Linked DNA regions of Homo sapiens: region 2 is linked to region 1. A link is a contact called in ENCODE Hi-C data. All regions are on one chromosome and are shown on one strand. The core of a region is the stretch at or near the end of the contact, and the rest is flanking DNA. Distances in the headings are between cores, read along the strand shown. Region 1 holds the start of CCND2-AS1 (CCND2 antisense RNA 1). Region 2 holds the start of FOXJ2 (forkhead box J2).

Region 1 (2,743 bases), core at 148-2,647:
TCAGGGGAACCCAAAAGAACCGCTTCTTGCCCCTCACTCCAAGTCTTTGCCCAGCGAGCCGTGTGCCCACGTATGCACAGCTCTGGACCTGCCGTGGTTTCGCCATGTTGCTTTGCAAACTCCCTTTGGAAAGGCTGGGAAACGTCGCCCGCTTACCCTCGCACCCCATTATCCCGGCCACCCCACTTCTAATCGTGCCCTCTCCCCCACCCCCCACCTCACGAAGATTACTTACAGTTTGGTTTTCCAGCTTCCTCGGTGCGGAGATTTGGGTGGGGTAGGAAGGGGGGGAGGGGGTGTGTGTAGGGGGGATACCGGGTCACCCCTGAAGGAGAGGTGGGAGCCCCCCGTGCCTCTTTCCAGGGCTCTCTGCTCCCGTCTTTCCCCTCGCTCGTCACCGCGTTCCCTAGTTTCTGTCCTTGTGGGCCGCAGCCGGACACTCCCGCCGCGGCGCTCACCCCTTCAAGTTTCCTCCCGGGATCCAAAGCCCCAGGGGTCGGAATACAGACCTTTCTGGCACCCGAAACCTCTGTTTCGGGAAGCCTGGCTCTTCTTTGGGGTTTTCACGCCAAAAGGGCTTTTCTAGGATATTTCCTCGATTTTTAATTATTTTTTGAAACCATCCCCCCCTGCTCCGACTCCAGCTGCCGAGGCTGCGGCGCTCTTCCTCCTCTCCTCCCTCCCCCTCTCTTCCCCACCTCTCCTCACCCGCCCCCCCAAAAGCGGCCCCTGGGCCGCAGGGACCCCCCCAGACATTTTTTCCAATTGTCGGGAATGATAGAGGAGGATCTGGGGATCCGGATGAGACCAAGAAGTGGACCCCCGGAGCCTCCAGAATATTTTTATTGATTTTTTGAAAAGATGACGAAATCCAAAAAAGAGTGAGTGAGTTAGAGTGCGCGAAGGAGTAGCCAAAGGGAGCGTCGCGGAGCTGCCGCGGCTGCTGCGCACTTCTCCGACTCCCCGTTTTGGAGCTGTAGTTCACCCCCTTTTATAGGATCCCTGGGAATACCAAAGCACTGATGGGCTATTCTGATTCACTCCAGTTTCCTCATCTTTGTTCTTTATTCTTATCACGCATTCTGGTCCCCTCCCCCTCCCACAAAAAAAAATTAATTTTTTTTGTTTCGATAGATTACGCTTTTTTATTCTTTTTCTCTTTTGCTGATGCTATGCTCTCCACCCCCGCCCCCCAACCCTTTCCCACTCCCATTATAGGTCTGTGAGGAACAGAAGTGCGAAGAAGAGGTCTTCCCTCTGGCCATGAATTACCTGGACCGTTTCTTGGCTGGGGTCCCGACTCCGAAGTCCCATCTGCAACTCCTGGGTGCTGTCTGCATGTTCCTGGCCTCCAAACTCAAAGAGACCAGCCCGCTGACCGCGGAGAAGCTGTGCATTTACACCGACAACTCCATCAAGCCTCAGGAGCTGCTGGTAATGACCGGCCCCTTCCTCCCTTCCTTTCTGCGATTCCCGCTTTCCCCTGGCCAACAATATGCCTTCTATCACCACTGCCAGAGCAAATTCTTGGGATCCAGAATGACCCCACCAATAGAATTTACCCACTTATGGGCGATAGCTCATTTAATAGGAAACCACTGTTTATTTTTTGTGTGTTCCTACTATGTGCCCAGGCTCCGTGCCCAGCACTGAGGCTACATCTGTGAATAAGATCCTCATGGAGATTTGGGTTGGTGAGACTCATTTGCAATTGTGTATGCATGTGTGTAGGGGACGCATGGAATATTTTAATTAACAGTGATAATATTTTAATTAAATTCCAAATTTCCAAAAATAGTCTGAGAACGTGTTCACATGATAGGTATGTGGCTGTGGTGTCTCCTAAAAACTTGGAGTTCAAAGGTAATGCCCTCTATATCTACAAAGTCTCAAGATACCAACACATAATAGCTGTTCACTAAATATCAGTTCATTGACTTTTGAGCAAAGTCAAAATGTGGCCTTTCACTGAAGGAGTCCGAGGCCTGGGTTCCTACCTCCAGTGGGACTGTGACCTCTGTACAACCCCAGGGATCCTGTCTTATCTCTGCTTTTCTACCAGGGAACCTTTTTCCCACCTGATCTAACTCCTTTTCCCTGCAGCTTGACATATAAGACGACCATATTGCAGCTGTACCGCATGGAATAGCGGCTCCAAGGCCCACCTTCGGTGGTTTGCACACCCCTCTTTGCACTGTTCAGAAAAGCACCCCCTCCTTCCCGCCCCTCCCCCTCCTCACTGGTAGGGCCCGCACAAAGTCCACAGGGCTGAGGCTGGCTTCTTGAACTGAGCTCTTTGTGAGGAGCCTTCCTTTCTGGGGCTCTGCTGCCATCTAGTGGAAGACATGCACAAGGTTGGGGGAGGAATTGCCGAGAATGTGGAGAGGGGCCTGAATGACTTCACCTTTGAACCGCTGCCAGGTTTTAGCTGCTTCTGGTTTGGTCCGAGAGGCCTAGAAAGGTGCTTTCTTCTGGGAGATCTGCTTCCTTTAATAACGGTGCAAGACCAGTGGTTCGTACTCGCATTACCCTGTGAAGAGGAAGGGCTGGCATTTCAAGCCATCTTTGAAGATGATGGTGGTTTAGTAGTTTATTGGGGTGCTTTACCCCGGCTGTACACAGAAAGCCAAGGCAGATTTTAAAGCTTATGAAGAAAACATTGTTAGAATTGGGAACCAATTTGTTTTTCTCATGAGAGAGCAGGAAAAATCATCTTCATATGGTTCATTTGTTTCGAGAGGAT
Region 2 (2,700 bases), core at 18-2,517, 3.8 Mb after region 1:
GTTTCCTGCCTGTAATCCCAGCACTTTGGAGGCATAAAAAGGGAGAATAGTTTAAACCCAGGAATTAAAGACCAGCCTCGGCAGCATACTGAGACCCTGCCTCTATTTAAAAAGAAGAAAAAGATAAAGAAAGAAAGGAAAGAAAGTAGGGTAGTTTGATAAAAGTTTAAAAAGCCTGAGTATGGGCCGGGCGCGGTGGCTCACACCTGTAATCCCAGCACTTTGGGAGGCCGAGGAAGGTGGATCACGAGGTCAGGAGTTCGAGACCAGCCTGGCCAACTTGGTGAAACCCCATCTCTACTAAAAATACAAAAATTAGCCGGGCGTGGTGGCGCGCGCCTGTAATCCCAGCTGCTCCGGAGGCTGAGGCATCCCAGCTGCTGGGGAGGCTGAGACAGAAGAATCGCTTGAACCCGGGAGGCGTAGGTTGCAGTGGGCCCAGATCGTGCCATTGCACTCCAGCCTGGGCAATAAGTGAAACAACACCTCAAAAAAAAAAAAAAAAAAAAAAAAAAAGCCAGAGTATGAAATATATGAGAATTTGCAGCAGAATAATATGACTTCAGGATGTGACAGCTGTAAAGGGTAAGCAGGCCAAGTATCAAGGTCCCTTCTTCGCTGAGCAAGATTGCGGAGAACAAGGGCCATGCACAAGTTTAGGAAGCTGAAACAAGGAACAGGACCCAGATCTTCTGATGTTTATTTCACCGTTACACGCTCATTTATCATGTATCCACTCATTCAAGGAGCATTTACTGAATTCCAGGATGATATAAGGGTAACATATAAACTTCACCCCAATCTTCACCTCAATGCTCATGATCCTTTATAAATTATCTCGAGGGAAAGAGAAGCCCATCAAAGACAGTCCTGAGAAAGCTGGGGCTGTTCATCTGTATACGGAGTTTAACAGAATGAAACGCCGGAGTTGGGGTGTCAGCTGGAATTGACGGTATACGGTGCGCACTAGGGACTCTCCCGACGGGGAGCAGTGAGTTGTCATCCCGGGTAGACGGCGAACTCCCGGAGCCACGCGGCCGCAGGTGGGCGAGGGCGGCGAGATCCCTCGCCGGCGTGAGAGCGGCCGTGGCTCTCCAGGCGGAGCGCACACCGGGTAGCGAGGCTCGCGGCTCGGCGCTGCCCGCGGCTCGGCGTCTCCCGGCTCCTCCTTAACCCGCGCCGGGAGGCGGTGGCGGCAGCGGCCGGCGGGCGGGGGAGGGGGAGGGGCGCGGAGCGCGGCGCGGAGGCCGGGGAGGAGCCGGGGCCTGCAGCGGAGCCGAGCCGAGCCCGAGCCCGCGCCGAGCCCTGACACTGTCTGCCCGCCTTCTGGCTCCCCGGGAGCCCAGACTGGTCGGAGCCCGAGCGGTGGCAGCGCGGGGAGCCCCACGCGCCGAAGGGAGCGGACCCGACAGGACGGCCCTAGAGGAGGTGCTGCCGCCACAGTAGCAGGGACCGGAGTCTCGAGCCGCGGCCTCCCGGACCGTGCTGCCCAGGCCAGCTCAGGGACAGCCGGGAGTACGAAAGCCCCACCCTCTGGGGCACCCCGGGAGCGGAGGCGGGAGCGGGGACGCGAGCAACCTCTCCCCCTGTTGGAGAGAAAAGACCCTTACCACTCGGGTGAGGGAAAGAAGAGACCCCTGGAGGGGACGCCTCTCTCCTGCCTAGAGGCGAGGAAGACCCCTGTACTGGCCGGGGAGGAGACCCCCAGAAGTGGAAAGAAGGGAGCTTTCCGTAGGGAAGCAGAGTGAGACCACCCTAGCGCGCCCCCGCCCCTCCAAACACACACTCTCAACAGTTCAGGACTTTGGAGGCAAAGAGAGACGGGGCTGTGCCTGTGGAGTAGGCACCCTCGGCCCACCACTATTCACAGGAGACAGGAGTCCTTACGTTCAGAAGCCACTCCAGGGAAAGAAGAGGAATCGGCTTTCAGCCTTCTGGAGAGGGGAAGACCTCCCCCTCAACTTCCTCGTGCCTAGACAGTGGAACGGGGTGGAGCCCCTCCGCTCCTATCTCCAGCAGACAGAAAGAGCCCTCCACCTCAGAAAGATCCAGTTTGGGGGGGAGGGGAACTCCCCCAAGGGGGAGGAGACAACTCCTGGTTGGGAGAGGCTCCTCCCCTCCTCCCCCGGGTAACAAGCAGGGTGTGGGGGGTGTGCCACCTTCCCCAAGTAGGACCTCCTTCTCCTCCCCCTCCCCCTCCTCCAACCTTGACTCCTCATCCTCAGGGGACCCAGTTCCCCTCACCAACTTGGGAGGCTCAGCCTCGTCCAGGAAGAGCCACTGAGGATGAGAGCCGTCACCTGCCTCTGAAGAGGGGAATCCCTCCAACCCCAAACTCCAGTACCAGGTGGTTCCCTCCCTTTGCCGGAGGAACCTTGGAGACAGGTTAGTGCTTTCTTTCATCTTCTCTCTGTCATTGTCTGGCACTAGTGGGTGTAGGGGGTTGAGCTGGTGGATCGTGGGTTTCACTGCCGGGGAAGACAGAGTGATGACTCAGAAAATCCAATGGGAAATGTGATCCAAGGGAGCTCCTGGATTTGAACCCACATCTTGCTGCAGAAGCTCTGAGAAATGGGTTTCTTAGTGTTTGGGGACTAAAGGGATGGGATTCATTTTAGGTCCCTTAGGGAAGTGGATGTTTTCATGCTGAGGAAAAGGGTTATCGGAAAACAGCTGCATTTTGAGAACATGCATACTGTG

What was found. A loop is a pair of places that touch in the nucleus more often than their neighbours do. Pooled maps may share reads with other maps.
Region 2: a map of aorta shows a loop between it and region 1 (8-fold over the local background). The contact joins the promoter of FOXJ2 here to the promoter of CCND2-AS1 in region 1. A Hi-C loop is called at or near these places in 1 of 168 maps with a recorded cell type or tissue (aorta), 1 of 37 single-sample maps with no recorded cell type and 11 of 50 pooled maps.

What each region holds. Positions count from the first base shown.
Region 1 is chr12:4,274,787-4,277,529 of GRCh38, forward strand. It overlaps CCND2-AS1 (CCND2 antisense RNA 1), which reads right to left and starts at 1,398. Exons shown (of 2, transcript NR_125790.1): 1 at 1,273-1,398. CCND2 (cyclin D2) reads left to right here. Exons shown (of 5, transcript NM_001759.4): 2 at 1,219-1,434.
Region 2 is chr12:8,031,449-8,034,148 of GRCh38, forward strand. It overlaps FOXJ2 (forkhead box J2), which reads left to right and starts at 1,268. Exons shown (of 11, transcript NM_018416.3): 1 at 1,268-2,385. RefSeq lists silencers at 953-1,102, 1,123-1,362.